Linked DNA regions of Homo sapiens: region 2 is linked to region 1. The links are chromatin loops, found by intact Hi-C in ENCODE. Cell type or tissue: heart right ventricle. All regions are shown on one strand. Each heading gives the region's core, and the rest is flanking DNA. Links, peaks and the distances in the headings are about the cores only. Region 1 overlaps GSK3B (glycogen synthase kinase 3 beta). Region 2 overlaps GSK3B (glycogen synthase kinase 3 beta).

What was found. Peaks named below come from ENCODE experiments on the same cell type or tissue, not always from the same donor. Only the 100,000 strongest peaks of a DNase experiment are listed, where the experiment ranks them.
Region 2: it touches region 1 in a loop (3-fold over the local background); 65 of 110 quality-filtered maps call a loop at or near these places.

What each region holds. Positions count from the first base shown.
Region 1 is chr3:119,900,534-119,917,199 of GRCh38, forward strand. It overlaps GSK3B (glycogen synthase kinase 3 beta), which reads right to left. Exons shown (of 11, transcript NM_001146156.2): 5 at 15,511-15,641; 6 at 12,171-12,277; 7 at 5,222-5,319. Among named protein-coding and RNA genes, the nearest start is that of NR1I2, 130 kb to the left of the region's middle. In heart right ventricle, for the core only: no CTCF peak of the experiment used is centred there; no DNase peak of the experiment used is centred there; H3K27ac peaks cover 1,323 bases.
Region 2 is chr3:120,074,403-120,091,068 of GRCh38, forward strand. The region is part of intron 1 of GSK3B (glycogen synthase kinase 3 beta); the gene reads right to left. It overlaps MIR6529 (microRNA 6529), which reads right to left and starts at 10,246; the gene lies at 10,162-10,246. RefSeq lists a silencer at 7,454-7,503. In heart right ventricle, for the core only: no CTCF peak of the experiment used is centred there; no DNase peak of the experiment used is centred there.

The DNA.
Region 1 (16,666 bases), core at 5,599-8,098:
GGAGAAATTATTAGTAAAACTTACAGCTTTCCCAGGTCCAAAACTTCCTAGATTGCTTATATGGAATTTCTGGGGGACACCTGTCATTTATGTAAGAAAGTTAATAATCAAACTTACGAAAACCAATACATCATGTAAACTTTTTGAAACACAATGCTGTATCACTTTACCTTAATGCTGTTATTTTCAGCATCAATTATGTAATTCAAAATACAATCATGCAGTGGAATCTATGTAGTCATTAAAAAATATACTTAATTGTTCAGTTTTTAAAAGTCTACAAAGCAGTAAGATGGTATTTTTATTTAAATAAAAAGAAAATATAGTATATGAAAATATTTATAGAAGTATTTTTCATGATGTGCTAGAACAGTAAGTGATTTTTGTCTATTTGTCTGTGCTTTCTCAGTCTTCTGCATTGAGCATATAAAATCTAAGACTATGTAGTTATAAAAAAAGTAACTGTCATTAAAAATTATCACCTTCACCAGCATTATACAAGCCTGCACAGGACTCTCTTCTACAAAGCTCCACTGCTATGGCCAACTGCAGAGGTGCCAAAGGACAATGTTGTATGTCAGTGAACATTACATTTGGCAAAATTCCTGGTAGAGATTTTCCAAAAATATTTTATTTTTTCCCATGTATCTGGAACTATATCATATATTTCTTGAGGTTTTTATATTAAGGAAGAATTTAAAGGAAAAAAAGCACATTGTCTGAGAAGCCCCTAATGGAATTTGTCTTTTTACAAATGCCGTGAAAATCCAAGCATTTTTGATATGTAGAGGTCAAATGGCATAATGAAATGCTGATCTGACAATTCTATGCATGAAATTAACTTCAGAAAGTTAAATACTTGTGTTTTTCATGCTTAGAAATGATTTTCCATGACTTTCAAATCTGTTCTTATACTTTTAACTTATTCTAAAGATAATGTATTTGGATTTTATTCTAAATATTTTACAAAAACCTTATTAGAGGGCAGTGAGGAAAATTAAAAATGTTAGCTAGAATGAGATACAGTTCGTTTAATTAAACTGTTTTACTCATGCTGTAAATTACTGGCATGGACATCTGAGTCAATAAACAACATACACAACAACCACATTAACTTTTCTTATTAATTCCCAGCTTATTTCAAATTCATGAATGGACAATGGTTTAACAAGTTAATTCAATACAAACCTTAATTGAAAATTATTTTGGTGCCCTCAGATATTAAAACATAAGAATAAAAAAAAGTCCCTGCTCAGAAAGTTTATAAAATAATGAGGCAAAAGTTTATAAAATAATGAGGCAAGTCTACCACATAAAAAAACTTCATAAAGCTTATTATATGATTATCCACTTTCTTTTTTTTGCTTAAACTTAAATTCAGAGAAGAGTTATCCATTTTTCCAGGGTTAGTTTCCCCCAGATACTCTCTTATGAGGTTTTCTAGAAAGAAAATGAAAAGAAAGCAGAAAAGAACAGTTTAATACGAGTTCCCTACTTATCATAAGCACTAAGGGTGCATGACTATTACCTTAAAAAACGTGAGAACTGAACTGGGCATTTATGAGACCACCTTTAAGAAAATTTCAAATCTATTCTTAAAGTCATGTTTATCAGTACATGAAAGTATTTGTTTAAAATACAGAACGTCTTAATAACATTTAACTTTGAAAACAAACACATATAACTTCTCTTTTCCAACTTAAATCAGGAAAACTAGAATAGCTAGATCAGCATTTCTTAGGAATTTTTATTCAAATGAAACCTCATATATATTTAACATTTGAAGAACAGATGTTAGCAATAATAGGAAGGAGGGAGGGAGGGAGGCAAGCAGGAAGGAAGGAGAAAGAAAAAGATTTGATATTTATTATTTATTTATTTATTTGTGACAGAGTCTGACTCTGCCGCCCAGGCTAGAGTGCAGTGGTACTTGGCTTACTGCAACATCTGCTTCCCAGGTTCAAGCAATTCTCCTGCCTCAGCCTCTGGAGTACCCAGGACTACAGGTGTGCGCCATGGCACCTGGCTAGTTTTTATATTTTTAGTAGAGACAGGGTTTCACCATGTTGGTCAGGCTGGTCTTGAACTCTTGACCTCAAGTGATCTGCGCACCTCGGCCTCCCAAAGTGTTGGGATTACAGGTGTTAGCCACCACGCTTGGCTGTGATATTTATTATTTATTATTTTATTGATGGACTCGTTGACACAGTCTCGCTCTGTCACACAGGTGGAGTACAGGGGCATAATCTTGGCTTACTGCAACATTTGTCTCCCGGGCTGAAGCTACCCTCCCACTTCAGGCTCCCAAGTAGCTGGGGCTACAGGCATGTGCCACTATGCCTGGCTAATTTTTCTATTTTTTGTAGAGACTGGGTTTCGCCATGTTCCCTAGGCTAGTCTCAAACTCCTGGGCTCAAGCAATCCACCCACCTCGGCCTCCCAAAGTGCTGGGGTTACAGGCGTGAACTACGGCCCCTGGCCGGACCAGTAAGATTTGGGGCTACATTAAACACACACACACAACACTCTTATGAAGTTTATTAACCTTCATGCAATAAGACTTAGAACTATACTAAACATATACACACTTGCACAAAATACAAAGCCTAGAGCCTCCGTGCAATGTGTGGTAACTTCCAGTCAATAAATGGATGGTAAACTACTACTGGTAATTCCATCTATCCTGGGCAGCCACGGTCAAGAACATAGAAGGCACCTAGAAACCAGATATCCCAAAATGCCCTGGATGCTTGGAAATACTTACAGTTCTCTTATCTTATATCATTATCAAAACTTTCTATAAGCAGTGATTTTGGAACTTACTTACTATAGTAAGGTGATAAGTACATTTCTTAAGTATAAATGCAAGATGACAGCATAGCACATAAATGATGAGTGTTTTATTTCAGAGTTGGCCTGCTACTACATATTGATCACGGACCATTTTGGAAAAAATAAGCACTTAATGAAAATGAAGTCTGAAATTATCAGTAACAAAATATATTAATAGCAGGTAGCATAAAATAGTATTAGCAGAAAATGAATTACAAGGACTAACAAAAAGTTGTACAAACAAGCTCTAGACTTAAAGATTTATAAGGTATTACGGCAAGCATGAGATAGGGAATTATCACAGATGCTCACTTAGCTTCCTCAGAAATTCTACTTGCATTATGTATGAATTAAAATTAATGACAAATCGCCACAAAATTCTAAAATATAATCAGTAGAGAAATGATACAATTGTAATGAGCTAAACATATATGACAAATAGAATAGCTAATATGCCCACAGAATTGTAGCATGGTGATGGTGAGCTCAAGTACGTCAAATAAAAGCCTAGGGACAGGAGAAATGCTGAATGGTTGTGTAAGAGCAGAGACCAGGAAACTACAGCCCATTGTCTGTGTGAAGCCCATAAGCTAAGAATTAACAGATTTGCCATCAATTTGATGATTAGAAAGTACTAACTTTGAACATCAATTAAGAGAAAGGTTATATTTCCCCAAAAAGAACTCAATTCTTCTGGTTAGTAGAGCTGTATTTAAAAATAAAAATAAAAAAAAGACTCAATTATTATACCTCTAACTTCATCAATAAAAAAATTTGTGAAAATGTGTTTTCTCTTTTGTTACTGAAGTACCTATATGATATCCTCGATTTTGCCTTTTGGCCCACAAAGCCTAAAATATTTTATCTAGTCCTTTACAGAAAAAGTTGGCCAAGCTCCGTATTCAAGCATTAATTTACATGATGGGGTAGGCTTTTAGAAAATAAAGAAAGCAAACTATTCAAATTTACATCTAAGTGTAGCACAGAAATGAAAAAGAAAATAGTTCTGTTAACAAGTGTAAAAGATTAGATAGGAAACTCAAAAATGGTACCAAAAAGAAGATGCAAATACCACAGTGGTCTAAGCTGCAAATTGTAAGAAATTATATGGATAATAAAGAAGATCGCTTATTACACACTAGTCTTTTCAACCATACTTGCACACACTGACATCTAGCAAAACCACCTTTGATTTTTAAAATTCCTATTTTTATAGAATGAAGTACAAGGATTTGAAAAGAACTTGATCACAGTCCTATGTTCAACTGGTAGAAGCTACTGAGGAGTTACAGCTCAGTACAATAAAAACTAAATTCAAGCTGTCCAATACAGAATAAGCTGCATCCCTAAGTAGTAATCTGATGCTGGAAGTGTTCAAGAAAATACTAGAAAACCATTTGTTAGGAATGTAACTAAAAGGTTATTTTATTGTACATTGGACAACATGACCTCTAAGGAGATTTTTCAATTTTACAATTCTATGCAAAATTTGGGATATCACAAACAAAGCCCCAGAGACAGTAGGTGTTGTTGCTTTGTCCAAACTGAAACCTTAGAATGAAACAATCTAGTGATATAAATCTAGACACTAGGTTTTTTTTTTTTTTTTAAGTAAAGGGACTTCCTTTAAGATCTCAAATATTTAAAACTTAAAAAAATTACATTTAAAAACTCAATTAAAATCTCAGCTCTACTGTTCTTAAAAGAAAACATATATTCTAAGATAATATTTAAATATTTGTTAATAAAGGTGTATGTATGCAAAGCTGAATGAAAGCAGAAGCTGTGTCTGAGCAAAACCAGACATATCTTTATTCAGCTTTAAATAAAATTTAAAATAAATAAAATTATATTAAATTCATATAGACCCAATAAATAAAATTATATTAAATCCATAAGTCAAAATTTTGTTTCTATCAATGATCTAGCCAGACAGGTAGGCATTCATTCTTTCATTTTATAAATACTGAATAAATATAAATAGTGACCAAATACAAGTATCTCCTATGTGCTCCACAGAGTATTAGGAGCAGGGAGTATACAGTGAGCAAAAGCAGACACAGCTTCTGCTTTTATTCAGCTTACATACATTTTAGTGAGCTTATAGTCTAATTTTGCTTTTAAGTACTTTAAATAACAGATATATACCTTTCTTGCATCAGATATACATAATAGCTTTTCTAGGATCATACAAGAGAAGAGTAACTCAAATAAAAACCAAAAGGCTGGGGGGGCGTTCTTATACCCACTTTATAGCTGAACTTGCTACGTGACCTTGGATTGCTTCCTCCATTTTTTAAGTTTCTCGTATGTGTACATGTGTGATATATATTATTAAAGTAGCACAAAAATTCCTTCCAGTTCAAATATTCTGATTCAACCTTCTCACCTTGATTATTTCTACCAACTGATCCACACCACTATCCCCTGGAAATATTGGTTGTCCTAGTAACAGCTCAGCCAACACACAGCCAGCAGACCATACATCTAAAGAGAAAAGAAAACGAAGCCTTATTAATACTTCATAGCTTGAGCTGAAAAGTGTTTGTATACGTTTTCTAATTTTACTTTGATCACAGAGTAAATATCACAGGAAAAGATTATACAATCCAAAACAGAGAAAAAGTCATCAAACTTCCTTAATGTACTTTTTAATTAAATGTTAAACTTACCAAAGAGGAAACCAGACCAATAAGAATATTCTAATAAAGGGTAAAGTCTATTATTATCAAATTTCAGGTATTCAAGTCTTCAAATAACTAGACAGAGGATTACAGTACCAAAGCTATGGCAGGACTATCTATTTATCTTACTTAAAAATAAGTCAAAGTGACACAACGTCTGCATATTAGTAGGTACTTACAGAGGAGCAGCAAGGAAAGGTTCAATCTCTCCCAGACACTGGGCTTTAAGTCAGTGCAAATTCTGAGGAACACTTTTAAGACTTTAAATGGTTGATTTTTATGTTCTACGATGACTGACAGAAAAATGTGCTTAAATATATCATTTTTAAATAAAATGGAATAGCAATGATGGAGGAATACATTTTACTTCATAAATTATAAAAATAATCCACTTTTAAGTCAAAATGAAAACCTCAATCCGGAGAGAAAACTCTAAAAATTAACTCAATTAATACACTTTAAAAATACTTTAAAGTATACATCCTGGTTTACCCAGGATAGTTATGGTTTATATGTTGTCCTGGGATAATTATTAGTAACACCTCTTTCTCTCTCAAAAGTATTATCGGATTAGAAGATAAACCGTACGGTCACTCTATTTTAAAGCCCGCTATTAAGACTTCCTACAAGAAAAGGCTGCTTTTTAGCTTCCAGATTTCTGAGATTCCTAGGTTTTTAATGTACCAACACTCAAGTGCTTTAGGGAGACGAATATGAATCATTGCTGGACTTTACCACCTACCAGTACGGAAGGAGAAGAAGGAACAGTAAATGGTTGACAACAAAAAATTTTAAAGGTCTGATGTGGTGAGATGTACTATCAAGAGAGACTGGAAATCGTTGCTCCAGTGACTACTTTTTATTGACCTAGAAAAATGACATAGTATCATTTAACAAACTCGAGTTGATTTTGTCCAGTCCTAACTTAATAACCAAGACATCTATTCTGCAAATATAGACCAAGAGTCCTATTTAATATATTAGGAAATTGCTAAATTAAGCACATATGAAAACTTGTTAGGGAATCTTTACTCAAAGCCAATAGTAATACTAACTGTTATAGTCAAGCGGAAAAGATGTATCTCCTTATTTATGTAAATGCTTATTTTAATCTAAGTTTTAAAACATCCCTTTACCTAGTTAATAAGATGGAAGGTAATATGCACTCAACTTTTTTCCTCTCTAATACGGAATGATTCATCTCAGATACAAGGCTGAAAAAATTGTAAGGGAATAATTATGCCTTCATAAAAAACAATAGGAAACACTTTCTTAGGTAAGATTTAGCTACAAATATGGAAGACAAAAAGTAAAACATCAAGGAATACTCTTGCCTAGAAGTTATCACAGAAGACTGACACTCAAAAGATTCAGGTGACAACTATACTAGCAGCCCTCAATTCATGTTACATCAGTCAAGTTAGTAAAAACAAGGTACTTATCAATCACTTTCTGGAGGACACTAAAATCTCTTCTGCTCTTACTTCAAAGGACAAATGGATGAAATTCTCCAGATAGAATAAAACTTCAACTAAATAGAAGGTACCGGAAAAATAGAAATAGTGCTTTGGCACACTGAATTTTAGTTAGTTGGGGTTAAAGCCAGAATAGCATTTTGTTTCATATTTAACTCGGGTTCATGTTAAAGTGATCTTTCAAGACCATCTAGTTTAACACACTTATTTCATAGATAAGGAAATTAAGACATGATAAAGTTAAACGACTTGCCCAAGGTAAAGGTACTGAATAGTAGAGCTAGGCCTGGAATCATTCTCAATTCCCAATCAAAACACCACTCTCTTGAATAACTGTCTCACTGTCACAGAATAACAGCTTCTTCAAGGGTCTGTCTGTAAGTTCAATTCCTTGTTCTAAGGAAGCCTTTTGTTCTCATTCTGCCATTTGTCAGTAAGATAATATAATCAGAGACATCAGCTTTACCTCTGGCTGTATCTAAATATGACAATAATCTTGTCAGAAACAGTTACTCTTTCATTTCAAACATTACTGTTAAAAACATTTAAAAATGTAACAATATTAGTATACTTTTTGGGAGGGTCTGTTTAAAAACATTACAGTCTTAAGAGGCAAGTATCCTAAGTTTATAATGGGAAGCCAAACCTAGGCTTGCTAGGGTTCAAAAGACTCCTGTTTATATAACTGTTCCTTAATGTGTGAGATGATGTGTTAACTTTTTGAGAACAATCAAACTGCCTTTATTTTAGGTGTTTCTGGCACAGCTCACACCAGTATCTTATATACAGATAATCAGTATCATATATTTGAATAAAATGTAAAGCAGCTGGAAAATCCAATGACATACCCAAAGACAAGGGGCTGAAATTTGCTCTTGGGGAGAGTCAAGTCTAAAAATGCCACAAAAGAATACCACCTTTCATTTCTACAGTATTTTCACTAACATTTTATTTAAGCCTCACAGCCACTCAGAAAAGAACTGTCAGTAATCTCCACTTTACTTCAAGTGACCTGACACTCAAACCCAGGTCGACCACAAGCAAAATATTCTTTGTACTATTTTTCATCTGTCCATTCATATATGCCATGTACCACAGCCATACTAAGACTCTGAGAATTACATACACATACATATACACATTATTATGCTCTCTACCCTCTGGTAAAGCAGATGTCAAAGTGTGGTCTACAGAGGACACTTTGTACTCTTTGCACCTGGGTCCTCTAGACATTTCTAGATGTCCCAGAGGGCAAAACTCTTTTCATAAGAATACACCTTCACTGGGTTAACATTTGTACTGAGGGTACAAAGGAAATGGTGGGTAAAACTGCTGGCCTCTTGGCAGAAATCAAAATGTGCTTTGGCATTTTGCCATTTGGCAAAATAAAAAATGATAATGTGTTTCTGATTAGGGTGTTTGCTTGTATCAGAGAATTTCTATTTATATCAAAAAGACAAAAAAACTGTCACAAGGTCTGTTCTATTTTTTGTTGTTGCTGTTGTTGTTTTGAGAGGGGGGGTCTCATTCTGTCACCGAGCTGGAGTGCAGTGGTGGAGTCTCAGCTCACTGCAACCTCTGCCTCCTGGCCTCAAGCCATCCTCCCACCTCATCCTCCCAAGTAGCGGGGACTACAGGGGCATGTCACCACGCCCGGCTAATTTTTGGTAGTGACAGGTTTTCACCATGTTGCCCAGGCTGGTCTCGAACTCCTGAGTTCAAGTGATCTGCCCACCTCAGCCTCCCAAAGTGCTGGGATTACAGGTGTGAGCCACTGCACCAGGCCAGGTCTGTTTTTTGTTTGTTTTGGTTTTCTGTTACTGTGGGGATGTTTTTGGTTTATTATTTGCATGCTTTTGTTTGTTTCTGGACTAAAGGAATTCTCTTCAGAAACAATATGTAAGAGTAAAATAATTTTGGTTTCCACTTGCACATCCAGCTTAAAGTTGCTCCTTGTTTGTTAGCTTCCTATTCATGTCCAGCTGATCATGCTCTCTCTGTTCACTCCTGGCTAGTGGGCTAAGATGTAGTAAAAGAGAAGGTCAATAATGATTAAAGCTAATGGTCTCTATTCAGTTCCTTCTATCACTAAACATCTTGGGTGACGACTTGAGAAGGTCAATGATGATTAAAGCTAATGGTCTCTATTCAGTTCCTTCTATCACTAAACATCTTGGGTGAAGACTTGAGAAGGTCAATGATGATTAAAGCTAATGGTCTCTATTCAGTTCCTCCTATCACTAAACATCTGGGGTGAAGACTTGAGAAGGTCAATGATGATTAAAGCTAATGGTCTCTATTCAGTTCCTCCTATCACTAAACATCTGGGGTGAAGACTTGAGAAGGTCAATGATGATTAAAGCTAATGGTCTCTATTCAGTTCCTTCTATGACTAAACATCTTGGGTGCATACTTCTGCAGAATCAGTGCATCTAGCAAAACTACTAGTGATTTAAGCTGATTTTATATTAAATAATGGAGATGGCATGAAGGAAATGTTAGCAATATGGCCATACTATCACTTTCATTATTAACTTAATGAAATAACATTAATTAATAAATTATCCAACTAGTATAATCATGCTCAGAAGTATTTCAGGAGGATTTTAAATAAGAAAGTAAAAAAAAGTTACTTAGAATTAATTTAAATTCTTAAGGTAAAAGCTATTAGCTTTATGATTCTAACAGTCCAAGGAAGAAAAATAGAATAGTAGGTATACCTTAAATTCTAAAAAGTAGAATTTGAAAAATTCTATACAGGCATACGTCAGAGATGTTGCAGAACTGGTTCCAGACCATAACAATAAGACACAATAAAGCAAGTCTCACCAATTTTCTGGTATCCCAGTGCATATAAAAGGTATGTTCACTCTATACTGTAGTCTATTACTTGTATAATAGAATTGTATAAAAACATAAATGTAATACATTAACTTAAACACACTTTATTACTAAAAAAAAATGCTAATGATCATCTAAGCCTTCAGTGAGTTGTAATCTTTTTGCTGGCAGAGGGTCTTGCCTTGATGTCGATGGCTGCTGACTGATCAGGGTGGCAGTTGCTGAAGGCTATACGATGTGGCTGGAGTAATTTCTTAAAGTGACAATGAAGTTTGCCACATCAACTGACTCTTCCCTTCATGAAAGATTTTTCTCTAGTAGGAGATGCTCTTTGATAGCATTTTACCCACATTAGAACCACTTTCAAAATGGGAGTCAGTCCTCTCAACCCCTGCTGCTGCTTTATCAACTACAATTATGTAATATTCTAAATCCTTTGTTGTCATTTCAACAATATTCACAGCGTCTTAACCACTAGTAGATTCCACCTCAAGAAACCACTTTCTTTGCTCATCCATAAAAGAAGCAACTTGTTTATGTTTCATCATGAGATTGCAGCAGTTCAGTCACATCTTCAGGCTCCACTTCTAATTCTAGTTCTCTTGCTAGTTCCACAACATCTGCAGAGACTTCCTTCACTGAAGTCTAGAATGCCTCAAGGTCACCCATGAGGCTTGGAATCAACTTCTTCCAAAATGTTGTTCATGTGATTGAGTCACAAATGTTCTTAGTGACACCTAGAATGGTGAATCCTTTCCAGAAGATTTAAAATTGACTTTGCCCAGATCCATCAGACTAATCACTATCTAGGGCAGCTATAGCCTTACAAATGTATTTCTCAACCTTTGGGTGACCAGTTGCACTGTCCATAAGCAGTAATATTTTGAAAGAAATACTCTTCTCTGGAGTAGTAGGTCTCAGCAGTGGGCTTCAAATATTCAGTGAACCATGCTATAAACAGATGTGCTATCATCCACTCATTGTTGCTCCATTTATGCAGCACAGGCAGAATACATTCAGCATCATTCTTAAGGGCCCTAGGATTTCTGGAATGGTAAATGAGCAGTGGCTTGCACTTAAAAGTCACCAGCTACATTAGGCCCTCACAAGAGAGTCAACCTGTCCTTAGAAGCTTTGAAGCCAGGCAATGACACTTCTCCTCTCTAGAAGAAGTCTTCCATCTCTAGAAAATCTAGAGATGAAAGTCCTAAACGGTATCTTCTTCCAATTCAGTAGAAGGCTATTTGGTCTCCATTAAAACTCTGATGTTTAATGTAGCCACCTTCATCGATGATCTTAGTTAGATCTTCTGGATAACTTGCTGCAGCTTCTACATCAGCACTTGCTGCTTGCCTTGCACTTTTATGGCATGGTGCAGCTTTTTACCCTTAATCCTCATGAAATAACCTCTGCTACCTTCAGATTTTTCTTGTGTAGCTTCCTCACCTCTCTGTCTTCACAGAATTGAAGGGAGTTCAGGCCTTGCTGGGTTAGGCTTTGGCTCAAGTGAATGTTGTGGTTGGTTTGATCTATCCAAACCACTAAAACTTTCCCTGTAACAGCAATAAGGCTGTTTCACTTTCTTATCATTCATCTGTTCATTGGAGTAGCACTTTAATTTCCTTTAAGAACTTTTCCTTTCTGGTCACAACTTGGCTAACTGTGTGGCACAATTTCGATATGCCTTCCTTGCTCAGCTTAATCATTTCTAGCTTTTGATTAAAAGTGAAAAATGTACCTTTCACTTGAACACTTAGAGGCAACTGCAGAGTTATTAATTGGCCTAATTTCAATATTGTTGTCTCTCAGGGAATAGGGAGGCCTGAGGATAGGAAGAGAGATGGGGAATGGCCAGCTGGTGGAATATTCATAACATACACAACACCGATCGATTAAGTTTGCTGTCTTATATTGTTGTGGTTTGTGGCAAACCAAAACAATTACAATAGTAACATCAAAGACCACTGATCATAGATCACCATAGCAGATACAATGAGAATGTTTGAAATGTTGCAATAATTACCAAAATGTGACACAAAGACATGATGACACAAAGACATGAAGTGAGCACATGCTCTTATAAAACTAGTGTGGGCAGACTTGCTTGACTCAGGGTTGACACAAACCTTTGAGAGGTTAAAAAAAAAAAAGCAGTGCCTGGAAAGTATAATAAAATGAGGTATGCCTATACATGTTTGCATCTCAAGCTTTAAGAAAAAAAACATTATGGGATATATCCATCTTTCCATGGAAATAAAAGTACAGATTAGTAGTACTAAATTACCAAAATCAAGAAGCAATTAATAATTATGAGCATTATATTCAGATTTGTACTTACCTATACTAGAGGTATAATCAGTGGCTCCAAAGATCAACTCTGGTGCCCTATAGTACCGAGAACAGATATACGAAACATTGGGTTCTCCTCGGACCAGCTGCTTTGCACTAACAGAAAAAAAATAAAAATAAAAAGCAGAAATTCTTTAAATCTAAACCTTAAAGAACTTAGACTGCTATCCTTTCACAGTATCAAATGATTTTATAAGATTCACATCATTTGAATCATATATGAAAAAGAAAATGTAAACTGTAACTATCTCTAATAAAAGAAATTTACAATTTTATCACCTTGCTCTGCAAAAAAGAATAGCAATTTTTAAAGAAAGCGTTTGTCACCTAAGAAGGCACCAAAAGCAAAAAAGGATAAGTGTTGAATTTCTTCTGATCCTCTGTTCCCCAAATTCCACCTCTAAAATACAAAGAAGCAAGGGCAGAAAAGAGGTACCTCCCCCACCAAAAAGCATGACAATGGATTCTAAGAATGAATACTCCTCACCCAATGTATTTCTTTAAAAAGGGTGAGAAACTGGCCACTGTCTTGCATTTTGACTTCTGACTCACGGCGAATATTTCAAGGCTTATAGACTCAATCTATTTTTCCATATCTTGGTCAATTTATTAACCACATAAACATTTATTACCCAATAAATTATAAACAGGCCCTTCAACTTCAGGGCAGAAATGATTCACTGCCTATAAATTCTAACTCTGCTATAGTAAGTATAATTGCATGTTTTCTTATTCCAATTTTCCTACTAAAATACTTCATTGCATGTATTTTAAATATGAAGTATAATAAATTACAATTAATTTCTTTTGAGATGTCGCCCAAGATAATCCAAAGACAGAATAAAATAAACTGCTGTAGAAGCCAGCCATTCTGACATACATTAATAATAAAGATAAATAAAGGGACAAAATGCAACAAAATCAAAACAGTAAAACAGTAAGTGCCAAAAAAAAAAAGTAAAGGTACTGGAAAACCAGGGTAAAGACAGATGAAAGTAGTCACAAGGATTTCAATGACTGGGATTTCTTTTCTTCCATTTATTTCTAGTCAATGATGACTCTAACCTTAACTTCTTTTTCCTTCATCACTAGTTTTGAAGTTTGTTTTTTAACCCTCTCCCCAAGTACTGACATACAATAACCATTTCATAAATTAATAAATACTAATCCCTGTTTTTAGGCTGCATGAAAATTATGACATTTAGTTTTCAGCATAATTGATAGGAGACTGTTATATCTTCTAAAGGATGCTTTTTAATTAACAAGATAGATGCTAATTATGTTCAGAAAATTCATTACGAGACAAAACGTTAATACCCAAGCTTTGTAGCCTGAAGTTTTTTCACTACCTGATGGAGCTACAAAAACGGAGCAGCCTCTCTTACAGAGGAGACTGGTTTTAACTACTTCCCAATATTGTGATCACATCTAGCTTTTTGTTCCTAAATAGCCCAACTAGTTCTTTAGCTACTTTTTGGCCCCTTTTCATCTAGTAAAAAAATAAGAAGAAAGTAATAGTATTTTGTTCAAATTACCAATCTGATAATGTACAGTCCAAAGTGTTTCCCAAACTCCATCTGACCAAACCAATTTTGTTAAAAACAAAAAAATCAGAGGGTTTATAAAAATGAGCTATCAAACAAGCGAAATCCCTCTTCCAAATTTATCAGAATAAAGCTATTTTATGTCCCAAGAGAATGGGCTGTACCAAGTGTTTTGACACTATATGAGAACAGAAGCTCTTCTAACCTTGGTGTCTCAGTCTGTCCCTACCAAGTCAGTCACTCTCAATGGTGAAGACACCCCATTAACAATAAAACATATCTGATTTGGGCAGTTTTTCCTATAGACAAGTAGTAGTGCTTTGTTTCAAACACCAGGTAAGAGTTTTACTATCTTTCACCCTTTTTAAAAATAGTTCAGGGAACAGAGTCATGGCCTGCAAAGTGATAGGTCATCTGAAATTAGAAAACAGTAAAATGAGGACAGTCTGAAAGAGGACACATTGTGAGACTAAGAAAAATTAACTCATGACAGAACAGATTTACTTATTTTTTAAAGGATCTGTCTCAAGAGAAGCCTGTGGAAAACATATCCTATGTTAAACCCCAAATTTAAACTGTGAATTGATGTAAAAGTATTACAAAGGGATAGGAACACAGGTATTAACAAGTGTGGGGCAATATGTTATCTATAGAGCTATGGTGAAAAGAATCTGTAACAAGGGTGAAAAAATTAAATTGGAGAGAATCCAAATTATGTAAAGATGTCTTAGGGACCATGAGGAGAGAGATTAGGTGATTACACCAGTGAGGAAGTAGCGGGGTAACTGCCTGAGTTACATGGGAATGTAGGCTTGACTACATGTTAAAAGGTTAGATCAGAGAGGCACAAAGTACTGAAAACTGAAAATGGAAAGAATAAAGTTGTATTACAAATTCACAGTATATTACCAAGAAATGAGCTTTTAAAAGCAGAAAGTTTGATGAAATTTGCAGGAAAAAGGGTGGAATAAAAGGTTAAATTATAGAGGAAAATGAAGAAAACACTGCATTGTTTTTTATCTCATCCCTGAATTGAGGTTAATTGTGAAGTTAAAAAGATACACAGGAATGTATAATAATCAATATTTTGAAAAAATTTAGTTCTTACTGAAAAAGGAGTATATATACCTAATGTAAATTCAAACAATACTAAAATACAATCAATGAAAAAGTGAGTTTCCCAACTACATTATATTCCCAAAGATCCTTTCTCAGGCAATCAAATATTATGGATTACGTACCATTTCAGAAATAAGCCACACATGTACTTGTGTATATATGTGTGTGTGTACATATATATATATATAGTCACATTCTGTATGTTTTTAAAACATAAAAGGTGGCATACAATACATATACTCTTGATCTTGCTTTCTTCATTTAATGTTTCCTAGACATCATTCCCTTTCAGTTCACAGAGAGTTGCCTCATTCTTTTTCATGGTTGCATGTATTACTCTGCATGTACCGTAATTTATTTAGCCATTTTCCTACTAATGGATGCTTATAAACAATGCTATAATAAAAATCCCTATATATACACTGTATTGTAAATATGTATTCCTAAGGAAATAATTCCTAAAAGTTAAACTGTTAAATGAAGGAGTATATACATTTATAATTTTGACAGAAACTAACAAAACTACTCTCACAGCTGCACTAGTTTATACTTCTTGAATAAGAATTACTGTGTTTAGGCTGATATTGCAAAAGGAATATATTTAAAAGAAGATAGTAGGGGGAGGAGGGGAAAAGGGAAGGGGCAGGGAGAGGGACAGTAGCTTACCTTCCAAAGTCACAGAGTTTTAATACAGCAGTATCAGGATCCAACAAGAGGTTCTGCGGTTTAATATCCCGATGGCAGATTCCAAAGGAATGGATATAGGCTAAACTTCGGAACAGCTGATACATATACAACTGGAATAGATAGTAGAAATTAATTAAATACTTCCTATTCTAAACAAATCAGAATCCTTAAGCAGTCAATAAAGTAACAGATTCTCAGAAAAGAACAGGTGAAATGCTATGGATTACTGGCACTCAATCTTCCTTTCACAAGTTTTGTGTCACTTCTGTATTAATTAGCTATTTCTATATGAATTAGCTAAACTGTCATTAACCATATGTACTATTCGCTTCATTCTTTAATAACTCAAAAGAAGAAAATTTTACAATGTGCTTTATAACTTTTAATTTTACTAACATCTCACATTACAAGCCTGCTAAGATGGGCTTTTATTTAAAACACAAATGAAAAGCTCAGAGAGGCACCCCAAATCATGAATAATCAGTAACTTTGGGCCAGAAACCAGGTCTCCTGATTTTTAAGTTTATAGTTCTTTCTAGTAGAGCATGCTGCTGAATGTAAACGTATTTCCAAAGTGTGATCTTTAGAATATTCTTCTGAGATGTCAGCCTCCAAGGTGATTGATACAGTGGTCTAGGAAAACTCATGTGGACTGAGAAAATCTGTAATCACTGCTCTATCAAGACATCAATAACCCTGTTAGTAGCATCACCATTCTTCCTGTTAATATCCTTCAGAAAAAGTATAATTCAAAATGACATTCAAAAACAGATGCCTGACTATTGACATCATCTTTCAAAAGAGAAGACTTTCTCAGTTTTCTTACCAAAAAGATACACTGAGAAACTGGGTCTGCATGGAGTAAAGAATCAGACTCTTGACTGGAGGAGAGAGAAACTTCATGGACGAAGAGAGTATAATTTAAACCTTCTGTTTATCTCAAGGTCAGTGTTCTGATTCACTTTTAAACTTTTCTGGCTGTTTACCTTCTGACCTCTACCCCAAAGTTACACCATGGACAGAATTTTTGAAATGAGTCAAACCAAAGATAATAAATATCTTGGTAAAAAAACAATTAAAAAAAAAGATACTTAAAAGTCTAATGAAGCATTGACATATGGCACCATCTTTAAAA
Region 2 (16,666 bases), core at 11,693-14,192, 180 kb after region 1:
GTGCAGTGGCACGATCTTGGCTTACTGCAACTTCCACCTCCCGGGTTCAAGCGATTCTCCTGCCTCAGCCTCCTGAGTGGCTGGGATTACAGGTGCGCACCACCACACCCGGCTAATTTTGGTCAGGCTGGTCTCGAACTCCTGACCTCATGATCTGCCCGTCTCAGCCTCCCAAAGTGCTGGGATTACAGGTGTGAGCCACCACACCCAGCGCTGAGAAACTGTTACGAACAATTACATGCCAACAAATGTGATAACTTAGAAGAAAAGAATACCTAAAAAAGTACAACCTGCCAAGGTTGAATCAGAAAAAAAATAGAAAACCTAAATAGACCCATAACAAACAAAAAGATTGAACCAGTGGTAATTAAAATCCTCCCAAAAAAGAAAAGGTCAGGACCAGACAGCTTCACAGCTTAATTCTACCAAACTTTTTAAGAATACCAATACTACTTAAACTCTTCCAAATAATAGAGCTGTAACACATTTGATAAGGCCAGCATCACCTTGATACCTAAGCTAGACAAAAACATTACAAGAAAATAAAACTACAGGCCAGTATCTCTGATGAACACTGATGATACAAAAATCCTCAATAAAGTATTAGCAAGTCAAATTCAACATATCAAAAAATTACACATCATGATCAAGTGGGATTTATATGGGCATCCAAAGCTGGTTTAACATACACAAATGAATCAATGTGATATATTAAGAGACTGAAAGAAAAATGACACAATCATATCAACTGACAGAAAAAGCATTCAACAAAGTTAAACTTTCTTGATAAAAACTCTTTAACAGTTTAAATATAGAAGGCAAGTTCCTCAGTATAATAAGGCCATCTATGAAAAACCCACAGCTAACTACATAATCAATGGCGAGAAACTGAGAACTTTTCCTCTAAGACCTGATACAAGGCAAAGATGCCCACTCTGACCACTTCTATTCAACAGAATACTAGAAGTGCTGGAAGAGCTTGTCTAAATCAAGAGTATTTAGACAAGAAAAAGGAAAAAAAAAGTTAACCAAATCAGAAAATTATCTCTATTTGCAGATGGCATGATCCCATATATAGAAAACTCCAAAGACCACATGAAAAACTGTTAGATTGAATAAATTAATTTAGTAAAGTTGTAGGATATAAAATCAACATAAAAAATTCATGGCATTTCCATACACAAATAATGACCAAGCTGAAAAAGAAATTAAGAAAACAGCCCCATTTGTGTTAGTATCAACAAACAAAATACTTAGGAATAAATTTAACCAAAAAGTTGAAAGACCTGTACACTGAAAACTAAAACTACTGATGAAAGAAAATGAAGAGGACACAAATAAATGGAAAGAATTCCATGCTCATGGATCAAAAGAATATTGTTAAAATTATCATACTACCCAAAGCAACAAAACAGATTCAACGCAATTCCTATCAAAATCCCAATGGCATTCTTCACAAGAGTAGAAAAAGCAATCCTAAAATTCACATGGAACCACCAGACTCTGAACAGCCAAGGCAATTCTGAGGAAAAAAAAAAGTTGGGGGCTTCACGCTTCCTGAGTTAAAATTAAATTACAAAGCAACTATAATCAAAATAGTTTAGTACTGCCATAAAAACAGACACACAGACCAGTGCAACAGAATAGAGAGCCCAGCAACAAATCCAAACATAGACCGTCAACTATGTTTCAACAAAGGCACCAAGACAACACAATTCTTCAATAAATGGTGTTGGGAAAAATGGATTTCCACATGCAAAATAATGAAACTGAATCCTCATCTTACACCAGACACAAAAACCAACTCAAAATGGATAAAAACCTAAACATAAGACTTGAAGCCACAAAATTCCTAGAAGAAAACATAGGGAGAAATCTCCTTGACATTGGTCTTGGCAATGACTTTTTCCATGACACCAAAACACAGGAAACAAATGTAAAAATAGATGAGACTACATCAAACTAAAAAGCTTCTGCACAGCAAAGGAAACAACAAAATAAAAAGACAACCTACAGACTGGGAAAACATTTTGGCAAACCATATATCTGATAAGGGGTTAATATTCAAGATTTATAAAAACATCATACAACTCAACAGCAAGAAAACATATAACTCTATTTAAAAATGGGCGGCTGGGCGCGGTGGCTCACGCCTGTAATCCCAGCACTTTGGGAGGCCGAGACGGGCGGATCACGAGGTCAGGAGATCGAGACCATCCTGGCTAACACGGTGAAACCCCGTCTCTACTAAAAATACAAAAATTAGCCGGGCATGGTGGCGCACGCCTGTAGTCCCAGCTACACGGGAGGCTGAGGCAGGAGAATGGCGTGAACCCGGGAGGCGGAGCTTGCAGTGAGTCGAGATCGCGCCACTGCACTCCAGCCTGGGCGACAGAGCGAAACTCCGTCTCAAAAAAAAAAAAAAAAAAAAAAAAAATGGGCAAAGGAGGTGAATAGACATTTCCCTAAAGGTGACCTAAAAAACGGCCAACAGGTATATGAAAAGGTGCTCAACATCACTTATCATCAGAGAAATGGAAATCAAAACCATGATGAGATACCACCTCACCCCTGTTAGGATATCTATTATCAAAAAAATAAAAATAAAAAATAAGAGATTAAGTGTTGGTAGAGGTGTAGAGAAAAGAGAACCTCTGTACACTGTTGGTGAGAATGCAGATTAGTGCAGCCACTCTGGAAACAGTATGGAGGTTTCTAAAGAAACTAAAAATAGAACTATCATATGACCCAGTAATTATTCTTTGGGTATATACAAAATATTATGAAATCATCACTTCGTAAAGATATCTGCATTCCCACGTTCACTACAGCATTATTCACAACAGCCAACATATGGAAACAACCCTAGGTGTCCATCAATGGACGAATGGTTAAACTTCAGTGTGTGTATATATATATGTGTGTGTGTACACACACATATGGATGGACCTGAAGGACATTAACTGAAATAAACTATACACAGAAAAAAATATATATCATGATCTCAATTATATGTGAAATCTTTTTTCAAAAAAAGGTCAAATATACAGAGATAGAGAGTAAACTGGTTAGCAGAGGTTGAGCAGGGGAGGAAATGGGGAGATGTAGGTCAAAGTATAGGAAGTAGCAAATACCTGGGATAAACATGTCAAAAGATCTAATGTACAACATGAAGACTATAGTTAATAATAGTGTATTGTATCTAGGCTTTTGTTAAGAGTTGAGTAGATTACAGTTGCTCTTGGTAGGGGCGAGGGAGAGGGGGTGGGTAACTATGTGAGATGGAGATGTTAATTTCTTTTACTACAGTAGCCATTTTATTATAATATGTATCATATTAACATCATGTTGTATATCTTAAATATACATAGTAACATTTATTTTAAATTAATTGCTTACTATTGTACAATGACATGGTAAGTACTCAAAAAATTTTCTTCCTTTACTTCAAGTCTGGAGGGCCTGGGATCAACATCTGGAACCTATTCCCTACTAACTGTAAGGCCCCGGAATAAATCAATTAAAAAAATATATTTTTTTTAACCTCAGATTCTTCACTCATTAAATGGGGCAAATATTGTCACAGAGCATTATGAAAGTTAAATGGAATGAGAGTGCTTGGCACACAATAAACATTCAAAGAGTAGCTGAATCTGAATTCTAAAATTCCGGCCATCATTAACAGCATCCAGAGAAACTCAAAATCTATCATGACCACAAACTTTTTTCTAATTAGCTTCTTCCCCCACCCCAACTCCTATGGTCCACAGCAGCATTTCTCACCTCTTTCCTAGACTTTAGAAAGTCTAGGCTTTCTCAGCTATATGTAAGAAATTAACACAAAAAAAGATGTGTTTTTAATTAGATATAATGTGAAATGCATTTTAGAACAATTTCCTACTCCTAAATAAATACTGAAAGCCAACAAGCTATACAACTTATATTGATACCATAGCCCACACAGTGCCGGAAGACAATCTCCTGTCTCTGGGTCTTCTTTTCTAACGACCCAGGAATTGGCCCACCTGCTCCCATTTTGGAAGTCATGACAAATACGACAAACACACCCTTTGTTTCTAACTAAGTTCTCCTTCTCCAATGTAGAGCAGAAATATCAGAAATATCATACTAGAACTTCTCCTCTTTTTTTTTTTTTTTCTTTTTTTTCTGAGATGGAGTCTTGCTGTTTCCCAGGCTGGAGAGCAAGTGGCACGATCTCGGCTCACTACAACCTCTGCCTCTGGGGTTCAAGCGATTCTTCTGCCTCAGCCTCCCGTGTAGCTGGGATTACAAGCGTGCACCACCATGCCCAGCTAATTTTTGTATTTTTAGTAGAGACAGGGTTTCTCCATGTTAGCCAGGGTGGTCTCAAACTCCTGACCTCAGGGATCTGCCAGCCTCAGCCTCCCTCTGGGAGGGATTACAGACGTGAGCCACCGCACCTGGCCTGTCTCCTCTATCCTTTCAAAAAGCACAGCTCTTCTTTAATTTTCTACAATTTGACAGGAAATTACACACACACACACACACACACACACACACACTTTTTTTTCTTTTTGAGACAGTCTCGCTGTCTCGCCCAGGCTGGAGTACAGTGGCACGGTATCAGCTCACTGCAACCTCTGCTTTGCCAGGTTCAAACGATTCTCCTGCCTCAGCCTCCCGTGTAGCTGGGATTACAAGCATGCACCACCATGCCCAGCTAATTTTTGTATTTTTGGTAGAGACAGGGTTTCACCATGTTGGCCAGGGTGGTCTCGAACTCCTGACCTCAGCGATCCGCCCCTCCTCAGTCTCCCTCTGGGAGGGATTACAGACATGAGCCACTGCACCTGGCCTGTCTCCTCTATCCTTTGAAAAAGCACAACTCTCCTTTAATTTTCTACAACCTTGACAGGAAATTACACACACACACACACACACACACACACACACACACACACACACATTTTTTTTTTTAATAAGTAGACTACTGCCACAAGTAGATACATATTAAACATTTTTTTCTTTTTGAGACAGTCTTGCTCTCTTGCCCAGGCTGGAGCGCAGTAGTGCAGTATCGGCTCATTGCAACCTCCACTTCCCAGGTCCAAACGATTCTCCTGCCTTAGCCTCCCTAGTAGCTAGAATTACAGGCACCTGCCACCGTACCCGGCTAATTTTTGTATTTTTAGTAGATATGAGGTTTCACCATGCTGCTCAGGCTGGTCTCCAACTCCTGACCTCAAGTGATCCACCCATCTCAACCTTCCAAAGTACTGGGATTACAGGAGTGAGCCACCGCACCCGGCCTATATAAACATATTTTTTAAAGGCCTCAGAGTCTCTCAGTAAAAGTTATTCCTGATGTTCAACTGAATTTAAATAGAATTATACCTTGTTCTTTAGTAAATCCTCTTGGTTCAAGAAGGGCATAACAAGTATTTGCTACTTACAGAGAAAGTAAATTTCTTCCATGTCTAAGAATTGTACCCTATACCAGCCAAACATCTCACAATGCACACATTTAATCACAGAAGGAAATACCATGCTGATATGTGGAAAGCAATTTATTTTTCAAAACCAAATACAGAAAGTCATATTCGACCACTATTTAAGAATTTGTATTATGGCCAGGTGAGGTGGCACACACCTGCAATCCCAGCACTTTGAGAGACCAAGGTGGCTGGACTGAGCTCAGGAATTCGAGACCAGCCTGGGTAATATAGCAAAATCTCGTCTCTACAAAAAATACAAAAATGAGCCAGGCATGGTAGCGCACTCCTGTGGACCCAACTAATGTGGATGCTGAGGTGGGAGGATTGCTTGAGCCCAGGAGGTTGAGGCTGCAGTGAGCCAAGATCACACCACTGTACTACAATCTGATAAACAGAGCAAGATTCTGTCTCCAAAAAAGGTGGGAGGAGGGGGAGGGAAGAAGGAAGACGAAGGAAGAAGGAAGAAGGTAGAAGGAAGAAGGAGAAGACGACGACACTCTTTCCTCTAATTAAAAAAAAAAGAAGTTGTATTATTTAGCAATAGAAACCCTATTGTTTATTAATATTTCTCACCCTCTCTGGGAAAGCTCTAGAACTGACATACTAACATATCAAACAAACAAACATCATCTTAAAGACCCAAAAAGAGGTCTTGTAAAAATTAGTTTCGGCCAGGTGCAGTGGCTCATGCCTGTAATCCCAGCACCTTGGGAGGCCAAAGCATCCAGATCATTTGAGGACAGGAGTTTGAGACCAGCCTGGCCAGCATTATGAAACCCTGCTTCTACTAAAAATACAAAAATTAGCCAGGCGTGGTGGTGGATACCTATAATCCCAGCTACTCGGGAGGCTGAAGCATGAGAATTGCTTGAACCTGGGAGGCAGAGATTGCAGTGAGCCAAATCACGCCACTGCACTCCATCCTGGGCAATACAGCAAGACTCAGTCTCAAAAAAAAAAAGAAAAAAAATTACAGTTTCACAACTCCCCCACAATACAATTACATACCTAAGTACATCCATGATGAAAAGACTTCTCATATTTAAATACTGTCTGTTTACTTTATTCTTTTGCAGAGTAAGCTACTTGGTGAAAGGAAAGAAATTGAACTGTCAGGTTTCACTGTTATAAATCTCTCTTCAGTCCTTACCCACTCCAAATAAAATAATGTAAGGGGATACCGTAGTAGCGTCATATGCTCAATGTTTCAAAGGTACTGTGCTTACCAACCAGTGCAACCTAGCACCCAAGTCCTTTCTTTCAGTCATCCATCCAAAGATTTCAGAGCCACTCAGTGCTAAGCACACAGTGCAACAGAAGTGTCTGTATACTCTATGTCTCTTTCCTTTCCCTACTATCATTCCTTCACATTTAAGAAAAAAAAAAAAAACAGGGTCGGGCACGGTGGCTCACACCTGTAATCCCAACACTTTGGGAGGCGGGCGGATCACAAGATCAGGAGATAGAGACCATCCTGGTCAACATGGTGAAACCCTGTCTCTACTAAAAATACAAAAACTAGCTGGGCGTGGTGGTGCATGCCTGTAGTCCCAGCTACTGGGGAGGCTGAGGCAGGAGAATCGCTTGAACCCAGGAGGTGGAGGTTGCAGTGAGCCAAGATCGCGCCACTGCACTCCAGCCTGGCAACAGAGCGAGACTCCATCTCAAAAAAACAAACAAACAAAACACAAATTTAACTTAATTTCTTACATCAAAACTTAAATGTTCCTAGAAACATCAGCAATAGCTTGGTGACCTGTAAACTATCATACCACTAGACACCATATCACATGACAAACTGCCTTCAACTAGAATATGTACTAAGTGACCCAATACAAAAAGGACTGTGCTCCACACTGCAGAAAATACAAAGATGCATAAAATATTTTTATGTCATGTTGGAACTTATGATCTCCTACGGAGAAACAAGACACATTAACAAGAATACAAGGAAGAACATTAGAAGGGTCACAGAGAGTGCTGAAGGAGTTATATGAAAGTGAATTTCATGCCTTGAGATAAGCATGAATGACTAAAGAGGTGGCATTTGAGACTGAAAGCCAGCTAAGGTCTTTGAAACAGCAAGGGGAAATAATATATGACAAAGAATATTTGCATCGAAAAAATTCCACGGAGGCCAAGGCAATCATGGTAAGGACAACACCTAATTATCTTAACAGCAAAAATTTAAATACCTATTTTAACAGTTTTACTAAAATAAGGGTGGAAAGAATCACTACCCACCCTACAGCAAGCCCCCTTCTGAAAAACGTAACAATTTTCAACCTCTTTTAAATCTCAAAATAAGCTGAAAACATGATTAAAAACAAAGGCATAAATCAATGAAGTGTTTTTAAACCACACACACCTTTTCTATTACTTAAAAATAACAAAAATAATATAATTCCTGGACAAAATTCTAAGCCTGCACTGTCCAATACAATAACCACTAGCAACATGTAGCTAATGAACCCTTGAAATGTGGCTAGCCCAAATTAGTATGTTCTTTTTTTTTTTTTTTTTTTTTTTTTTTTTGAGAAAGAGTCTTGCTGTGTCACCCAGGCTGGAGTGCAGTGGCACAATCTCGGCTCACTGCAACCTCTGCCTCCCAGGTTCAAGCAATTCTCTGCCTCAGCCTCCCAAGTAGCTGGGATTATAGGCGTCTGCCACCACGCCCAGCTAATTTTCGTATTTTTAGTAGAGACGGGGTTTCACCATCTTGGCCAGGTTGGTCTTGAACTCCTGACCTCGTGATCCACCCGCCTCGGTCTCCCAATGTGCTGGGATTACAGGCATGAGCCACCGCGCCCGGCCCCCAAATTAGTATGTTCTTTAAGTGTAAAACACTCACTAGGTTATAAAGATTTACTACCCAAAAAAAGAATGTAAAATATCTCAATAATTTTTATATTGATTACATCTTGATATATTATTAGTTTAGATACACTAGGTTAAATAAAATATATTACTAGAATTAATTTCACTTGTGTCTATTTTTCAAAGTGGTTCATAGAAAATTAAAATTACATATATAATTCACCTTTTTGGCTTATATAATATTTCTTCTGAATAGCTCTAGTCTAAACAATTACTTAATATTAATATTTTTCAGATTTTTGTACTTGCCTTATGTTTGCATGGTAATCACTTAATAAAATGATACAAAGTAACCTTCCAACATCTATTTCTCAGTATCTAGATACTGCAAGGGTGAGGGTATCTGCCCAAAAAGTATATAGCTTCTTAACTGCCCTTTTGGAACAAATATGGAAAAAAACAATGAACAACTTTTCCAGGTATATTTATCAAACAGTTATCAGATAAGAACTATTCAACTAACAAACAAATCATGGGATTTCCATACAATGAAATGTTATTTAGAGATATGGGATCCAGGAAACTGGAGAGCCAACCCTGAAGAGCAGCGAAAGAAGTCAGAGGATGACAGCTGTACAACGGGGCCTGGAGAACAACTAGATCAGATCCCAGCAGTTGGACGAGGGCTCCAGGAAAAAGGACACTCCAGGAAAAGAAAGGGGCAGGAGGCAGGTAGAAATCCAGAGAATGTCTGATAAATTGGTACATTTGGGGGGAAGAATTGAGATTATAATTATTACAAACAGTATTTAAAAAAAAAGAAAGAAAATGGCAACAATAAAGTCTAAAAAGATTAAAAGCAAAGGAAAAAATGTGACTGTCACTTTGAAACAGCTTAATAGCTCCTTAACACTTTAAACAGAGAGTTACCATATCACCCAGCCATTCCACTACTTAGGTATATACCCCAAAAGATCTGAAAACATATGTCCACACAAAAACTTGCACACAAATGTTCACAGCAGCATATTCATACTAGTCAAAAAGCAGAAACAACCCAAATGTCCATCAACTAATAAACAAATCGCAGGATTTCCATACAATGAAATGTTATTCAGCAATAAAAAGGAATGAAGTACTAATACATGCTATAACATGGGAGAAAGAAAACAGTCATAAATGGCCATGTATTACATAAATCCATTTATATGAAATGTCCAGAACAGGCAAATCTATAAAGACAGAGAGTAAATTAGTGGTTGCCTAGAGCTGTGGGGAAGGGGAACATAGGGAATGGCTGCTAATGGGTATAAGCTTTATCTCTGAAATGATAAAAGTGCTCTAAAATTAGATGGTTGGGATGGTTACACAAGTCTATGAACACCTGAGTAATGAAAAAATGAATGTTACGGTATGTGAATTATATCTCAATAAAGCTATTCTCATAAGGAAATGTGATCACTGTATACTACTTGTTTCTACATAGAATACTGTTCCATGTCTACATACTGAGAATAATTTGAATAATAATTTAAATAAATAATAGTTTTTAAATAGTGGCATAATTATATCAGTATGAAAGCAAAAGGGAGATGGGCATGACAATAAATGATGTCTACCACAATAAGACAAAAAAATTAATTTTAAGAAATAGATAAAAAGCATATAATTAAAAATATGACAAAAACTACTAGAGGAAACAGCTGTCATAGCCAATGTTGCTTCTAAGAAGTAGGACTGGAGGACAGAAGATTACTTTCCATCATAAGCCCTTCTGCACTATTTGATTTCTTTAAATCATATATTCCTTTATAAAAGTAATTTTTATTCAACAACTAAGGGGTGCTTGATTTAGGAGCAGAATGAAACCGTACGCTCTTAAAGAAGTAAAAGGCACAGGCTTCATTGACACTGACGCACTCTGCGCCTCTGATCTCTCAAGAGAACAGGTTTTCTCATCTAAGATGTTAGAAAAATAGAAAGTTAAAAAATTATCCTGTCTTTTTATTATGAAATAAACATCTATTTTAAATGTGCTATTAATTGTTCATTGGTTAAGACTATTAACATTTTACCTCTAATTGCCACGAGAGGAGCTCTGTCATCTTTGCACTTATTCTCCAACTAACTTATATTTAGAGAAATAAGTATTTACTAATTTAATAGGTTAAAAAATAGCAATTTTCTAGAGTTACTGATTTAAATTTGTTTTAATTCTAACACTTCTGCTAAAGCTATTGTTAATTTATGTATGTATACACAAAATGCAAGTCTACTATAGAAATCATTAATCCGTAAAGATTCAGAATACCTATGAAAGGACACATAAGAAATTGTAATGCCAGTGGTCTCCAGGAAAGAGAACTGGTTGTTGCAGAGCAGGAGAGAAGACTTCACTGAATATCTTTAAAATTTTGAACCATGTGAGTAAATTACATTTTTTAAAATTTAAAGCAAAATAGGTAAATAAAACATGCAATTATCTGGCACACCGCACTCAATAATTACTGCCGTTATTACCATATATTATGAGAATATGATATACAGTACGTTGCTCTTCTATATACATGTAATTATATCTTATTATTAAAAGTCTACCAACTCAAAGCTTCCCCCTTTCCTTCATAATTTAAGTAATGTATAGAATGTGAAAACCCTGAATTCCACTAGGGCAAATGTCCCTGCAAATACTATCAGTCTGATGTCAGACATAATTCCAGTACCTCCAACTCTTCAGGTGCTCACACCACATACTCAAAATCTAGCATTAGAAATTCAATTGACTCAACTCAATAACTTCAACACAGGTCATGAAGAAAGTGTTAATCAATTAAAAATATTAACTGATTTTGCTGTACTTTGCGAGGCTGAGGCCAGCAGATTGCCTGAGGTCAGGAGTTCAGGACTAGTCTGGCCAACATGGTGAAACCCCATCTCTACTACAAATACAAAAAAATTAGCGGGGAATGGTGGCATATGCCTGTAATCCCAGCTACTCAGGAGGCTGAGGCAGGGGAATTCCTTGAACCAGGCCTCGAGGTGGCGGTTGCAGTGAGCCAAGATTGTGCCACTGCACCCCAGCCTGGGCGACACAGTGACATTCCGTCTTGAGAAAAAAAAAAAAGTATTAACTAATTTTATAAAATAACAGGAAGCAGACAGTGTTGCATTTAAATAAGATACCTTTCCTTGGAAAAAAACCTAAATCACCCAACCTTTCTAGTTATATTAGCCAATTAAGCCCCTAAGAATTTCTCAGACCTCCAAAAGAAAAACTACTTTGCCACTATCACCCTTTTTCTTCAGCCTAACAATTAAGATACCCAGCTTTTCAATTCTCATAGGCCATAAATGTATCTAGAAAAGTTCCTCTCTACATAGCTATTCATAATTCATAAGAAAGCTTAAATGACTCCATGCAGTGCCTTCTAAGCAGTCCACAAACAAAAGGTACAAGCCAGCCAAAATCCAAGCAGCAATTCCATATATACTAAGGAGGAAAAAAAAAAAAACAGAAATAGTAAGACAACAAATCTTAAATCAGATAAAACTCTGCTGCTGAGTTAATAAATGTAGATGGACAATGGAAGAAAGAGTTGGAAACAATACCCTGGGCTAGCACACTAAAGACTTTAGTACCTTTATCCATACTGCTGAAATCCAACTAGAAGATGGTGAATCAGACAGAGGTGACCCAGTTCTCTTCATCACTTCAGTGATCAACAAATTACAGATATTTTATGTAGTTTATGCAGAAGCCCAGGTTTCCACAAGAGATTTTTCTGCCTCCTGCCTCTTTAAAAGAGAATTAATATTCTCAGATGGGTGCAGTGGCTCATGACTGTAATCCCAGCACTGTGGGAGGCTGAGGCAGGATTGCTTGATTCCAGGAGTTCAAGACCAGCCTGGGCAAGATGGCGAAACCCCCTCTCTATAAAAACTACAAAAACTAGCCAGGCATGTTGGCGCATGCCTATAGTCCCAGTTACTCCAGAGGTTGAGGTTAAAAGATCACCCGAGCCCAGGAGGCAGAGGCTGCAGTGAGCCAAGACTGTGCCACTGCACTCCAGGCTAGGCATAGGCAACACAGCGAGACCCTGTCTCCAAAAAAAAAAAAAAATTTCTCTGGGTGAACATTTTCAACAATTATCAGAATGATTTACCCTGGAACTATATGAACCTACATACCCTACATACACTAAGTAATCCCAATATGCTTGTTTCCCCTAATCATCCATTCTTTTCAGTAGCATAATGCTTAATCAGTACCTATCCATTCCCCTGATCTGTGATTTCAAAAAAACCCAGACAACTCAATGAATTACAACTATATGTTAAATAATAACAAGGAACCGTTAATAAAAGCCTGAAAACTAACCTATGAGCAAAGTTTACACTCCATTTGTCTGCAGATATTAGCTGCTCAGGAGCACTTCTGGTTTACTGTCAATTACCAGCCAATTCCAATAAGGTGAGATTCCAAATAACACAATTCCACATTGATGCATAGCTGTTATTCTTCAGGAAAACTAAATTAGAAACACAATTTAGTTCGGCCACATGTGGTGGTTCACGCCTGTAATCCCAGCACTTTGGGAGGCCGAGGTGGGAAGATCACAAGGTCAGGATTTTGAGACCAGCCTGGCCAACACAGTGAAACTCCGTCTCTACTAAAAATACAAAAAATTAGCCAGGTGTGGTGGCAGGCACCTGTAATCCCAACTACTTGGGAGGCTGAGGCAGGAAAATCGCTTGAACCTGGGTGGCAGAGGTTGCAGTAAGCCCAGATCACGCCATGGCACTCCAGCCCAGGAAACAGTGCGAGACTCCATCTCAAAAAAAAAAAAAGTGTACTTTTTATTACTGAATTGATTTGAAATAAGAATCAAGAAATTAACCTTAGACCATGTTATTAAGGGAACACGTTAAGGACTTGGCTTTGTGCTGTTGTTAACCATGGTACTCTGGAAATAAAAAGTTGGTTTGACAAAACTAGTTTCAAGACAAATACATCATTACTTCAAGTGATCAAACCAAACATGCTAAGAAAACTATTCAATACAAAAAATATAAGATTTAATCACTTATAAAATTGGAACCTGCACATTGTTTGGAAGTTGACCTCTCTTCCCAAAATATAAGCAAAAATGGTAAGGGGGATTATAAACTAAGAACCCAAATCGACTAAATTGTCTTTTGTTTTGTTTTTTTTTTGAGACAGAGTCTCTCTCTGTCGCCCAGGCTGGAGTGCAGTGGCACGATCTCAGCTCACTGCAATCTCCGCCTCATGGGTTCAAACGATTCTCCTGCCTCAGCCTCCTGAGTAGCTGGGACTACAGACGCACACCACCACGCCCCCGCTAATTTTTGTATTTTTAGTAGAGACGGGGTTTCCCCACGTTGGCCAGGATGGTCTTGATCTCCTGACCTCGTGATCCACCCGCCTCGGCCTCCCAAAGTGCTGGGATTACAGGCGTGAGCCACCGTGCCAGCCGAACTAAATTGTGTTTCTAAATCTTATACCACATCAAATGCATTACAGACACAAGTATATTGGAATAATTTACTAAAAATGTCCATTATGTACTGAGTATTAGCTCATTTAAAAAAATAGAAAACTCAATAACGTAAAATGGAATATTCCTTTTTTATATAAATTTAAAGGCAGAAAATCTCAGGGAAAACAAACTTCTTTAACTCTACTCAGTTTTTCCTTGCTGTTCTATTCACATAGGTTTTTATATAAATATACATTTATACATTACACTCAACAAATTTCAAAAGCAATTTGATTTGTATAACCAAGGATGATTTGTATAACTCAAGATAAAATGCCAAGAGTGCAACCTCCGCTTTAATGAAAATGCTCTTCTTCTGAACAATGAAAATGCTTTTATTCTTGAAATCGGGGAAAACTCCCCTTCCACCACCACCACCCCACACACACACACAAAAAATCAGCTAGAAAATGATAAACATTCCAACAAATTAATTTACTTATGGTGATTATGTTCTTAGAAGAACAATATCCGGGGAACCCGGTTGGTCCTGTTAGTACCAACACACACTCTTGTCTCACCCACACAAGCGTTCTGCCCCTCCATTCTCCATTATAGGGTGGAGCATCACAAGAAGCACCACAATCTCACATCCTGTCTGTCATCTCCAACCCTGTCTCAACTTCATGGGTCTTATTTAAAAGTATGGAACTGTGACAATAGGGTCAACATATGCATGTTTCACAGCCTTCTCTATGCATAAAGTGCACACACAAATAGAGCTCTCCCACTCTTTAGACTCTGCTGCTGGAATAAAATCTCTGACTTTCCCAGCCTTGCTGTTTCTCCAAAATATTATCTCACACCTGCAACTCAATTCTAATATAAGGGCTACACAGTAAAGCGTGCAAGTACTGATTTTCAGCTGAACTTTGCCAGTGAAATGAGAAGATGTCACCTCATTTTCTAAATGCAGTTCCCAATCAGCCATAAGGTGATTTGTGAATCACTGGGTTCCCTTGAAGTTTTTCCTTTTGCCTGTGACTTACTGTCACTTCACAATTAGCATTCTACAGGTGCATGCAACAAGAAAGCATGCAATTCTTAAATATCTTAAACGTTTTAACAACTCTGGGGAAGTCGGGTTGGGAAATGACTGAAAATAAAGTTCTGGTTTTCAGTCTCACACATGAACTCTTTTCCACATTAACACAGGATTATCAAGAAATGGACTAAACTCTAATAACCTAATTTTTAGATGTCATAAAGAGATTAAACTTCCCAGGGGAATACGGAAACTCTAAGTTGCTACCTACTCTTTGGCTTTAATCACCATACGACGTAATACTGCAGAATAATATGCAGCTACTATTATTCTCTCTTTGCTAATAGAAATTTTGATCTAAAAAAGTTTTATATGAGGAAACAACTTAAGTGATACAGACTTATTTTCATATTTCTAAATCTTATATTTAAGTATTAAACCTAAACAACTAGCTAAATTTTCTCCAATTGTATATACCAAAAGGATTACTAATATTTTAACCAAAAGTGCCACAAACAGTCCCTTACTTTCCCTATGGAGTAAAATATCATGTGATTCTAAAGAAAAACTTTATAAACATTTATTTAATTACATGTAAACTTGGAAGTGAACAAAAATGAAACATTGGTTTCACTATAGCAAGTAAAAAGTAGTATTTCAAATATACTGATTTAAATTTGGGATTAATGCCTAAACTCAACAAAAAGGGCAAAAAATACTTGTTATAAAATCAACTTTTAATTTCTTCTGGAGTCTTCACAAAGTGAAGGCTCTCAATACTTTATTCTTAGATAAATTTTGCATTTAAAATAATAGTAATAATCATTATTTATAAAAAACAAGTTTTAAGCATATATCAAAGATTAATGGCTACATATCTAAAATGTTACAGTCACAGTTTAGTCCCAAAAGTATTTTCATTGATCTGAAATAAGCCATCATGAAACTATTATAACCAGGTTTCAAGTGTGAGGCTTTTGAAGCTGTATATAAAAAAAAAAAAAATTAGGACTTTGATGAGAAGCATTTAAATAAAAGCCCTTAGTTTACTGCTCCCGAATATAAATCCAACATCTTTAGGTGTAGAAAAATTAGAAACTGTGCAATTAATAGACTAGGAAGTCAAATATCATTGCCAGTAACTAACTGCTGTCTGAATTTCAAGGGAACTTATTGTATATTAAATTTTAAGAAAGTGAACTCACCTACCCTCTCACCTCAGCACTTTCTCAATTTTCCCATTACAATTAACAATATAACTTAGCAGTCAAGTCTTCCAGGCCAGTAACATCAGAATTTATTTTTAACTCTTGACTCCTTCACAAATATTCCACTTCAGTCCAGTATGAAGTTCTGCCAGTTCTTCATTCACACTGTCTCTCAAACCTGTTCCTTTCACCCCACTTTCACATTTTACTTTATTCCCTCATGATTCACAACATACCCTACTAGCTCCCTAAAAAGGCTCTAGCATCTCTCTACTATAATTCACTAATTCAACTGCAAAAATCATCTTACGTCTTATTCAGCAACCAACAATAAATCCAGATCTCTTCTGAATCTCAATCAAACTTGTACAGAACCCCTCTGCCCTCCATCAGCTAACTTTCTCTTATTTCTCAAATTCCATCTGTTCTTATGTTCTTATTTAGGCCCCTTTAATTCAGATTTGTCAACTTGATTATTGTCTCTCATGCAAAACTCACCATCATTGTTCCTTGGTACACTCCTTCCACCTAGACCTTTCATGCTTTTCTACCAGTTCAAGTTACCACCTCCTTTAACATCAGTCCTAATACACCTTGTCCGCAGGAAGTCTTTCCTCTCCC